Regions from separate parts of the Homo sapiens genome. Here all the other regions are linked to region 1. The links are chromatin contacts, found by Hi-C or POLR2A ChIA-PET in ENCODE. All regions are on one chromosome and are shown on one strand. Each heading gives the region's core, a stretch centred on a gene start or an enhancer-like site at or near the end of the contact. The rest is flanking DNA. Distances are from core to core; before and after follow the strand shown.

Evidence for each region. A loop is a pair of places that touch in the nucleus more often than their neighbours do. ChIA-PET counts read pairs that join two places held with the same protein, here RNA polymerase II (POLR2A).
Region 2: a map of PC-3 shows a loop between it and region 1 (5-fold over the local background). The contact joins the enhancer-like site here to the promoter of NTNG1 in region 1. A Hi-C loop is called at or near these places in 1 of 168 maps with a recorded cell type or tissue (PC-3). POLR2A ChIA-PET finds 5 or more read pairs at or near these places in 2 of 52 experiments (WTC11 and activated T-cell).
Region 3: a map of A673 shows a loop between it and region 1 (5-fold over the local background). The contact joins the enhancer-like site here to the promoter of NTNG1 in region 1. A Hi-C loop is called at or near these places in 2 of 168 maps with a recorded cell type or tissue (A673 and B cell). POLR2A ChIA-PET finds 5 or more read pairs at or near these places in 3 of 52 experiments (A673, AG04449 and activated B cell).

The regions. Positions count from the first base shown.
Region 1 is chr1:107,138,375-107,142,348 of GRCh38, reverse strand. It overlaps NTNG1 (netrin G1), which reads right to left and starts at 1,310. Exons shown (of 8, transcript NM_001113226.3): 1 at 1,209-1,310. RefSeq lists silencers at 616-895, 916-1,205 and an enhancer at 1,139-1,670.
Region 2 is chr1:107,074,654-107,078,453 of GRCh38, reverse strand. No RefSeq gene overlaps it. Among named protein-coding and RNA genes, the nearest start is that of PRMT6, 20 kb to the right of the region's middle. Within about 2 kb of position 1,458, at least 2 of the 41 ENCODE cell types and tissues checked have a DNase peak (open chromatin) inside an H3K27ac peak, as active enhancers do; they include PC-3, where a contact is called at or near this core.
Region 3 is chr1:107,261,603-107,265,194 of GRCh38, reverse strand. All of the region lies in intron 2 of NTNG1 (netrin G1), which reads right to left. Among named protein-coding and RNA genes, the nearest start is that of NTNG1, 120 kb to the right of the region's middle. Within about 2 kb of position 2,259, at least 2 of the 41 ENCODE cell types and tissues checked have a DNase peak (open chromatin) inside an H3K27ac peak, as active enhancers do; they include A673, where a contact is called at or near this core.

The DNA of each region.
Region 1 (3,974 bases), core at 61-2,560:
AGCCTACTCTTAAGTGGATTTCTGAAGGAAAAAAAAAAAAAGTCCCCGGGTGAGGGTACTAAAATTAACAGCAGAGGGCGCAGTTTCTTTTTATATCTAAGTTTTTCCTTGTATGAATCACTTAATTGGTTATTTTAGGCCCAATAATATTCAGTATTATTTGTATTATATATAGATATCCACAGATCCATACAGGAGTGCAATTCAGTGTCCCTAGCCGAATCCATCAACCGATTAATATGATGCCAGTAAAGAATATGAGAGAATATTCCAAACAGCATCCCTACACCAAGTCTTCCTCTTTCAATTTCCCTTTCTCCCCAGCTGCACAACATGGGATAGTAATGTTTTAATCTAGCACCAATAAAGGCGATTAAAAGAAGGGACTTCAAAAGCTCTCGATGTGGCCACCAGATCCCCAAGGCCGGCAATAGGGCAAGTGTTTTTTTGTTTTTTTTGTTTGCTTTTCCCCAAACAAATATAATTGGCGAAAGAAAGAAAAAATAACGACAAGCCGCCTGAGCGATGTGTGTGGCCAGGTGTGCGTGAGAGAGGGAGAGCGCGGGGCCCCTGTCAGTCGGCGGATGGAGGCTCAGACCCCACGCCTGGGCTCCGGACACAACAAGAGGACGCATCACCGGCCCGGGGCGCACCCCCGGGAAGACTTGTGTGTGGGTGTGAGCGTGTGCCGCTGTGTGTGCGCGTAGGGCTCCGCGCGCTGCCTCCTCGGGGCGCTTTACAAAGTTCCTCGCCCACCCGGAGCCTTCCCTCCCGCCTGTGCATCGCAGCGGGTGGGGCGGGGGGCGGCGGGGGGTGGGGAAACCCGGGGGAGAGGGGCACGGGCGAGAGGCTCGGGTCGCAGTAGGAGAGGCGAGCCGCAGGCACTTACCGTGTGGCTCGTTTGCCCTTGCGCCGGGCGGGAGCCGAGCCGACGGCGCGGGGCGGCGGCCCTGCGCAGCCAGCCTGGTCCGCCTCGGGCGGCGGCCGCAGCAGCGGAGCCCGCGGGCGGCGTACGGGCGGAGGGCGGCAGCTCCCGCGGAGCCTCCTCCCCAGGCGGGAGCGGGCGGAGCGGGAGGGGTGGGCGTGAGGACCCGAGCCGCCGCCACCGCCGCAGCCCGGGGATTCCGATCGCGCCCGGCCGCCGGCGGGAGAGGACCCCGAGGACCGAGAACCCAGCGCCGGCCCGCCACTCCCCGCCGCTTAATTACCTTCGCCTCCGCCCCCGGGGGGAGCCTCCTGCAAGTCGCCCCCTCTCGGAGCCCGCACCCAGAGGGGGAATTCCTTCCCGTTGACGTCCTCTTCCGAAATGCAAAAGATCAGTGACTTTGACAGGTAGATGAGGGGGAGGGAGTAAGGGTGGGCGGAGAGGAAGAGAGGATGAGAAAGGTGCCTCTCCCTCCAAAAATATAGTGATATTAATAATGAGATCTCAGCCTTCGGAGGTCGTGCCAGCCCAGTCCCCTGCTCGCCGGCTCTCCTCCGCGCCTCCTCGCTCCGCTGCCTCTGACACTTCTCGCCTTAAACTTTTACTGAGGGATATTTTTTCTTTTTTCTATTTCTATTTCTTTTTTTTTTCCTCTTTTTTTTTTTTTCAAGCCGCAGGACGATTTTCTGGTTCCCGGGGATCAGAACCAGCGGCCAGGCGGTTCTATGCCGCTTGGCACCGCTTTCATTTTATTTCAGATGAAGACGTTGAGCTTAGTCAGAAGGGGCATAAATCAGGACAATTAGCATTGGCGCCAAGAAGATCCTCTAATACCAATTTCGCCCGGGTTTCCTTCGCGCATTCCTCCACTCAAGTCAGAAATGTCACTGCACATAGCACTGATGGCAGTGAGACGCGACGCACCCAAAGTCCGTTTGATGAAATATACATGGCCCACGACGCTTCTGGATTGCGGCTCCCGGACTCCCCGCCCCCACCAGCGGCTCCCGGCCGGGACCCTGCTCCGAGCGGGCAGCGAGCTCCTGGCAAACTTAGGGGCCAGTGCCAATTAAAGAGTGAGCGCGAGAGCCGGAAAGAGGAGCGGCAAAGAAGCAAGCCCGGGGAAGCCGCAGCCCTCGGAGGGGTGGCATGTACGTTTCACTTAAAAAGCAGATCTTCTTCTGCAACTGCCAGCAAGTGGAAGGATAGCAAACCTTATACTACCTCGAGACCTGTGCGCTCCGAGCGGTCCTAACTCCGTCCCGCTCGCTGTTGCTGTTGCTGGTGCTGCTCCGGCTGCAGCTGCTGCCGCTCCACGACCTCGGGGCGCTGAGGCAACAGGGCCCCCTCCCTCTACTCCCCATCCCCCCCGGCTCCTCCACAGAAGCGCCGTTTCCAGTAACTCCTCGTGTACCTCCCACTTCTGCCGCCGTCCATCCCACCCCTCTCTCTTCTGTCCCCTCCCCAAACCGTTCCCAAGCACACCCTTCGCCGCTGGAAGTGATCACAATGTTGTTTTTCAACAAGCACTTCCTTTGCCCGGAGGCCCCTACAGCCCTAGACTGGAAACTCCTCCTTTAGAAATTCATTCCCCTTTAAAAAGTTGAAGTTCAAGGGAGAGCTGCGCATTTCAGGCTTCCTTGCCTTTTCTAAGAGAAAGACAAATGCTCCGATGCTCCAGGCTTCATTCCCCACCAAGGCGGGCTCAGACTCACCTGGGATCACTCTTAGCTACACATTAACGTCAAACAGAAACAAATCCGAATTTAGATAAGATAGGGAGACTTCCATTAGAAAGAAAGACTATTGCAACAGGGAAAACGCTCTGATCTCAGAAATCTGCAAACCTCTCAAAACCAAACAGAAATCGGCCTTTTTTTTCTATATATATAAGGGGGAGCAAGCAATAGGCAAAGCCAAGTGGATGGGGGAAACAACTCACTTCAAGACCCTCTTGGTTGAACAAGAAATGTGTCTCTGTGGTCCAAGAATTTGGAAGATAAGCTAACAATGGTGAATGTTTCACATTTTAGTTCTTGCTCAGATTTGGGGGGCAAGCTAAATTCCAGGGACCTGCTGGAGAGAAGCCTGACTCATGTTTGGTCAAGGCAAAGTGGCGGGTGGGGGGGGGGTGGAAGAAATGGGCAATTGTGAACACTTAGTCACTATGTGTCCCACAATTAAGGCAGGAGGCTGAGTAATTGGGTCATTTTTCTGTGATGACTGGGGGTGGTGTGGTAAAAGGATGGATGGGGGAGAAGTTTGTTGAGTTGGGCCTATAACCAGGCCCTCCTTGGCCCTGGGCAGCCAGGAAGTGGGCAGGGATTTCAGGCACCCCCAGCCTTCCCTCTAACACCTAAGAGGCCACAATAAGTCGCCTTCGGAATCTCTGAGTGCAGGAATCTGGGATTCATGTGCTTTCCTCTTTCCCACCTTTGTCCTGTAGTGCTGACATTGCAAAAAAGAGTTACCTGCAGGGCTGAAACTCCTACCAAGGGTTCTTAGACAGTGGCCAAGTCTGGCTCTTCCCCCTGTCTCTAGCCATGCTCCTCCAGGTTTAAAACATACTGACTATATGGAGATGTTACTCACCACCTAATCCTCCTTCACAGGCCCTTAGATCCCAGTTCTTTCTATGGGAGCCCTTTGCAATAGGATATAATAAACAATACCAAGAGTGGCCTTCTTATTTCTCGTTGGCCCCTTGGCCTAGATCCTGAAATACAGACAGTTCTCAGCCTTTCCTCTCTCTTGCCCTTCTCTCTCAAGCCAAGAAAGCCTTTCTGAACTCTCATCCTCTGCTTTATCTGGTCATTTAAGGCCCTTCTGTAGTAAAAATAAAATAAATCTATGCAGAGATTAGAGAACTCTCTTCTGGAATATACCAAGATCTTTGTGATTTTGGCTCCCAACCTGGAAAAATACTTGTTTTCATCTGTCAAAATCTTGGAACTGACCTCCCTTCCTCTCTTCCTGTATCATCCCTCATTCCCAGGATTCCTTTGACTATGAGGCAATCCCAAGTAAGTGTGATATGTAAATGGGAACC
Region 2 (3,800 bases), core at 209-2,708, 64 kb after region 1:
AGGCCATTTCCAGGAAAGATGTAGGAATAAGAGAAGACTTATAACCTAGCCCTCACTAAAAATGTACCAAAATAAACAAAATAGGCAAGAAAATTGAAACTAGAAAGTACTTTCAAACTTATACCACAAACTTTATGGAGTATCTTTTAGGAACAGTATAAACTGAAAAAAAAATTGAAAGTCAACACTATAATTTGACATTAAATAATCTTTCTAAAAGCAGTGATTCAGTGATTTAGGGAACAAGTGGTGTAAGTCTGGAAAGTCTCCAGTAACATTTCCCATTTTGGAAACAGATACGGAGGTAGAGACTGAATTAGAGAATGTTGAAGAAATCTTTTCATAAAGAGTTGACTGTCATGGAATTTAATGTTCAATGTGTATGTGCTATAAAGAAAAATTCCTCCAAAAATTCAAGGAAATGAAGCAGGTTACTTGAAGAAGAGTGAAAAAATAGATTGTTCTCAGACTTTTCCTTAGCAACAGCAAAAACCAGAAAAGTTATTTCTATGGACAAGGAAATGTCAGTAAACAGTTGGAAATATGGTCTATGGTTTATAAAAGACATTTGTTCTGGAGATAGAAATGCCTGCTAGTCAGTTGTACCCAATTGCCGTCATGAGGAATTCTAGGGCAGTATTGCCAGATCATCCAAACTTTTAAGAGAAGTAAATATTCTCTATTTTTAAATAAAATCTTCTGATTCTTAAATTTTGAATTTAAAACTATTTGAATTTTAATAGAAAGTATTTAAGAACTGCCATGGTTGAGCCAAATAAAGTATAGGGAGCATTAATCTGAAAACTCTGTAGTAGAATAAAAAGGAAACAAAGGCCTTACAATTAGTCTCAACGAACTCTAACAACTATCTAATTTGTTAAAACATATTACAAAGCTGCATTTATTAAAAGTGTGATGCTTGATCAGGAATAAATAAAAGAATGGGAAAGTTTTAAGTGTTACCAAAAAAAAAAGTCCCAATTATGGGAATCTTGGTGTGATAGAGATAGAATTACAGTGAGTAAAATAAATATACGTTTTTCAGTATGATTTGGGGACATTGTATGGCCATTTGGAAAATAAAATTATGTTGAAATCCTACCTCACATATCACAACAAAAATAATGACCACTTAAGATATAAATTTTTAAAAATATACATATACCAAAATAAAATTTAGGTATACATTTCTATAATGATAAGTTGAGAAAGAAGTATCTGAGTGTAAACCAAAGTCATCGTATTAAATATCTATTGCTGCACGACAAACCATTCTTAGTGGATTAAACAATGATTCATTTTTTCTAATTACTTTTTGGTTCTTTTGACTGGGTTGACTCATGTGGCTGCAATCAGGTCAGAAGGTGGCTGGGCTCAGCTAGGGCAAATGGAATGCCTGGTTTTTCATCTTTAACGAGGTTAACCTGGGCTTCCTCAGAGGCTAGTCACCCCAGAGTTTCAAAGAGGCAAAAGCAGAAACTGCAAGGAATTTGAGGCCTAGCTCAAAAGTTACGCAAAGTCACTTCTGCCTCATTCATAGCCAGTCACCGTGTTTGCCAGTTACAGTAAGTGGGAAAGTAAACTCTGTCTCTCCATGAAATAAGCTGCAAAGGATTCTTGGCAATTTTTAATCCACCACAGGAACAAACCTCCAAGGACAATTTTGTTGTTTTGATGACACAAAAGTTTGAAGTTTTACTGCCAAACTCCCATAATGAAAAAGGCTGAACAACAAATAACAAAAGTGGTTAAAAATATTTCTCAACATATGTGACTAAGGACTGATATTTCTATTTCTAAATTTTATTTATGTTTTGTTTTTATAGATTTAAGGGTACAAGTGCAGTTTCTTTACATGGAAACATCATGTAGTGGTGAAGTCTGGGCTTTTGGTGTACCCATCAAACCAAATAGTGAACATTGTACCCAATAGGTAATTTTTCGACCCTCACCCCCGCCTCACCCTTCCACCTTTTGTAGTCTCCAATGTCTATTATTCTACTTTGTATGTTCAAGTGTACTCATTGTTTAGCTCCCACTTACAAATGAGAACATATGGGTTTTGACCTTCTGTTTTCGAGTCATTTCACTCAGAATAATGGTCTCCAATTCCTTCCAGGTTGCTGCAAAATACATGATTTCATTTGTTTTTATGGCTAAGTAGTATTCGATGGTATACACGTACCATATTGTTTTTATCCAATCATCCACTGATGGACACTTACGTTCGAATATTCCATGACTTTGCTAAGGATTAATATTTCTAATATACAAATAGCTTTTAGAAGTCAATGAAAGAAAGTAAAAACTAATTAGAATAAGATAAGTCAACTGTAGTAACAATTCACAAAAGAACTATCAATAATTAGTATGAAAATAACCTAACTATAATCCATTTAGTAATCAAACAAACTCAAAATAAAACACCACTGCAATATTTTGTACCACCCATAAAACTATTTAATAGTACAAATTTAAAAATTGATGATAATGTCCTTTTTTGGAAAATTACAGAAAAAAAGTGCTCTCCCACAGTAGAAGAATGTGAATTTGAATTTCCTTTCAGAATAATAACTGGGCAGTCTATCAAAATTCCTTAAAAATATACATACCTAACAATTCAATTTCTAAGAATTTGTCTTAAGAAAATTAGGCAAATAGACAAAAATAAATATAAGAATCTTCCTTCCAAAGTTGATTGCAATAGCTCAAAAACAATAACAAGATTAATTCTTTATTCTTTCATGCATTCATTCAACAAATATTTATTTTTATATATAGGCATTTTTGGTAAACCAAAGTCCTTGGTGTCATGGTGCTCATGTTCTATTGTGGCACCTATTATACACAATATGCTATCAGGTGAAAGGGTAAGGAGTTATTTTAATAAAGTAGTCTGGGAAGATCTTTCTAATGAAGTGACATCAAGACACAGGATTTGTGGAAGACCCAGAGATGTGCTCCCACAGATCCCTTTTCAAAGAAGTACTTGTTGTCCAGCAAGGCAGAGACTGTTTTATTCAGTTTTATTTTTATCCCTAAGCATGCAGCTTTATGCTTGGTACATAAATAACTAAAAATAATCAAGATATTTCCATTAAAAATTATTCATTCATTATTATGTAGATTCAGAATACCTGGACAACCTTGGCATGCAAAACCTATACTTTGATACTATATTATTTTCTCCTTGGGCTGTATTTGTGCCTTGGCTGAGTCTCAGATCTTTCCTGGGAATCTACTGAATGCACTGAATCACTGGTGTGACCAAGAGAGTGGCTGTCTGGTCTGTCCCCTTTGGATTGTCATCTTTCCTCTCCAATGTTACTAGCTTCATTGTCCTGGTTACTAAACCAATAATCTTGACACTTTAGACTTCTGGAAGCACCACTTTTGGCAGCAGAGGTTGCCTTGTAGGCCTATTTTTCACCAAATACACAACCCTGTCTGATACTGCAAGAAGTGTTATAATTCAACTACTTTCTCTCAAAGCCACGAGTTTCTTTCTTTCTTTTTAAATTTTTTTTTATTTCAATAGGTTTTGGGGTAACAGGTGGTATTTGGTTACATAAATAAATTCTTTAGTGGTGATTTCTGGGATTTTGGTGCACCCATCACCCGAGCAGTGTACACTGTACCCAATGTGTAGTCTGTTATCCCTCGCCAGCTCCCACCCTTTCCTGAGCCCCCAAAGTCCAATGTATCATTCTTATGCCTTTGTGTCCTCATAGGTTAGTTTCCACATGTGAGTGAGAACATATGATGTTTCATTTTCCATTCCTGAGTTACTTCACTTAGAA
Region 3 (3,592 bases), core at 1,010-3,509, 120 kb before region 1:
TCTGTAATTCTTCAGGGACTTCAAAGAGGCATTCTCCTGAGAGAGGAAACTGAGATAGAATATTGGAACAATGAGAAAACAAGACACAATCACCACACCAGCATTAGTCCTTCATGCTACTTTCATTCATCTGCACATTCATTCATTCAATAAATACTTGTTAGTGTCTGCTGTGCAAAACACTGACGGGGGGAGGTGAACAAAGACACAGCCAAGGTGCTCAACAGCAGGTGAGAGAGGCCAATATGCAAAACTTCCCACTGTACCCAAGTCACAGAAAACATCCTTCCTGCATATTTGATCAAAACCTTTATTTCGGGGGAAACAAGCTATGTGTGAATGTATGTTTCCTCAAGGCTGGAATTTCCAAGGACAGCTGTACAGAGTGACTGAAGGGTGGACTCAGCTTCTGCCTCAGTTCTCACTAACCACAGATGGGGCCAAACATCCAGGCTAAATGGAAAAGAAATGAAAAGGAAATGACTCAAAGGTGCCCTAAACTAATGTAAACAGAGAAAATGTTGAGATCATCTAAATAGATGCAAAATGATTTTCATTTTAAAAACTGCCAATTTATAAAGAAATAAGCACAAGGAGCTATGGCTAAGAATTATCCTCAGAGAATAGAGGGCAGTATGATAGAAAAATCCAAGGAGCATTTATAAAAAATGAAAGGAAAATCTATATATAGTCTTTTAACTTCATAGGGAAGGATGGGGGACATAGATTGTCATAAGATTGTGAAGGATTTCACTCTGTAGCCAGATGGCTTAATCCACTTGAATTTGGGGGTTGCTTCTTTAATAAAGCCATCCCTGTAATGAATGGGCCTTTCAGCCTCCACAAAGCAAAAATGGCAGGGAGTGTGTCAACCTCCAACAAATTGTGTGGGAGGTCAGATGATCGATAAGAAGTCTCTCTCACTGTCACCTTAAAGAGCAATGGCTACAAAAATGTGCACCAGGGTGGAAAAACGGTGGTGGTGAGGGGAGGGGGTGTGGCTAAGAATTCTGAAAAATAGAAGGGCGTGTGTGTGTTTGTGGGCGTGTGTGTGTGTATTCTACAGGCAAGAAGGAAAGATGGTGGCATGGATCTGTTTAATCAAATAACAAGAGAGAGAGAGGACTATAGATTAATCTCCTGTCATCTACTGACATCTGTCAAATACAAGGTAGCTTAGAACTATAATTCCTTGGAATGTTTCAACAAACTATGATAAGAACCATAAGAGAAATAGCATAATACATTTTTTTTAAAGATAGGAAACTTCAGAACATTTCATCAAGATGTGTTTGGGTCATGATGGATTGTACTATAACATTTCTTTTAACAAAATCCCAACAATGGTTACATACAAACCTCAAATTCTTGGGTACTCAAATATGAAAATGAATGTTAAAATGGATTTTTTTCATAAAATTAATAAAGGCAAGTGCCGTGAGCATAACTCTCAAATACTTCTTTCCCAAAGGGAATATCTGGGATTGCCTCAGGTTATAAGGCTTGTAAGGAGACAAGAAATGCTAAGTGGGAAGTTACACTGTACAAGCCTAGGAAAGAAATTATTTTAACTTGCCTTGTTAAGGCTAATTAGCATAGATGAAAAGAGCTAGATAACTCAGAGTATTCATTAGCTCCCTCACTCCACTAAGCAACCTCCCCAAAGTGCTAATATCTTTCCTACTACATTCTTAAAATGTTTCATATTCACTATTCATGATTCACACTTTGAAAAGACCAATTTCCTGATTAATGCCTAAATAGAAAGAGTATAAAATGTCTCAAAAATTAGCAAAGGCCTCAAAGGTGTAAAACTGCTATTGTAAAGGCTTTGTAAAGGAAAAAAAAAGAAAAAAAGGAAGGAAGGAAAGAAGGAAGGAAGGAAGGAAGGAAGGAAGGAAGGAAGGAAGGAAGGAAGGAAGCAAGCTAACCTAGAACTGTTATTAGCTTTTCCCACACACCCACTCACTCTCACACCCACACATCCTTTCTCTGAAGAACTGTGGGGATGCAGTCACATTCTCAGAGTAAATGTATTGAGATTTACCACATTTCAAAGCTTCAGGGTTTTGTTCATTCTCATTCCTCTTCACAATAAAGACAATATTGATTCCATAGCATTCCCCCCTCTTTTATCAGAATTGTTTGCACAGTAACTCACACATGAGTAAGTGACCAACTTTGCATTATTTGTGCTAGATAATGATTTCCATTCCTTTACCACCAGATCCTCTAATGGGCTGATTTCTCAATTCAGTCATCACTATGGTGGTTCATCTAATTACAGATGTTCACGGCTAAGAATAAAGTTGTGCACCAGCGAAAAAGTGTTTCATCTCTGTCCACTACCAACAGAGGGTAACCAACAGATTATGAATAACCCTTTATTTGTCTTTCCCAACCCCTTTCTGGAGGTGAATGAAGAGATTGTTTTTCATTTGCTTTGTCTTTTTCTAAACAGAAGACAAATACACTCACAGAAAAGATGAATACCATTGTCTCAAGTCAACATAAGCGATTTTCAACACCTTCTAATTCATGTATTTCTTTCTCAATTTCCAGCTACTGCTTTGAGTCATTACAATTTATTATGTCACCATGATTATGTGGGCTGCAGCCAGACTGATTCTTCTACTTTGATCATGGCAATCCCTTGCCCTAAAACCTTCAATGGCATAAAATATCAGAAAAAATATAAACTCCTTCGTTGATCACTCGAAGTCCACAATAGTTAGACCCCAACCTACTTTTATATTCTGTTTTATAACAATAAAATAAATCTCTATGCTTGTCTCCCTGACACATTTTAATCTTTTGTGACAAAATACCTTTTCTACTGCCCTCTTCTCCCTGAACTGCCCTCATTACCCACAAAAGACTCCATTCTGGCCTCCCTAAGTAGTGAACCTAGTCGTCCTCCCAGTCTCCACTCATGTGTCCCTGTCTTTCTAAAGTCATTCAGATTTCATGTGATTTACTAATTGTGTTACTACATGTGTAACGGCTTTGAAAAATACCTTTATAAGACTTTTAATGTAAAAGACTTTTAATGTAAATATATAAATCAGAAAAAGTCTTTGTAACGTTTAGCTTCAAAATATGTAAACAGCACTTAGGTACATTAACTGCCAAGGGCCTTAGCTCATATTCTTGTTTTGTGGTTATTTTAAGGTGTATCTTATTTTCCTCAATCAGAGTAAACTCCTAGAATGTAATTTTTCAATAGTTAACATTGCCCGGACAGAGAACCTCATACAAACTTTGTGTTTACCTTACATATGAGAATGTGGAATTCACAAATGATGTCTTATAATATAGTTGTTATCGTTTTTTTTGTTTTGTTTTGTTTTTTGAGACGGAGTCTCACTCTGTCGCCCAGGCTGGAGTGCAGTGGTGCGATCTCAGCTCACTGCAAGCTCCGCCTCCCGGGTTCACGCCATTCTCCCGCCTCAGCCTCCCGAGTAGCTGGGACTACAGGCACCCGCCACCACGCCCGGCTAATTTTTTGTATTTTTAGTAGAGACGGGGTTTCACTGTGTTAGCCAGGATGGTCTCGATCTCCTGGCCTCGTGATCTGCCCGCCTCGGCCTCC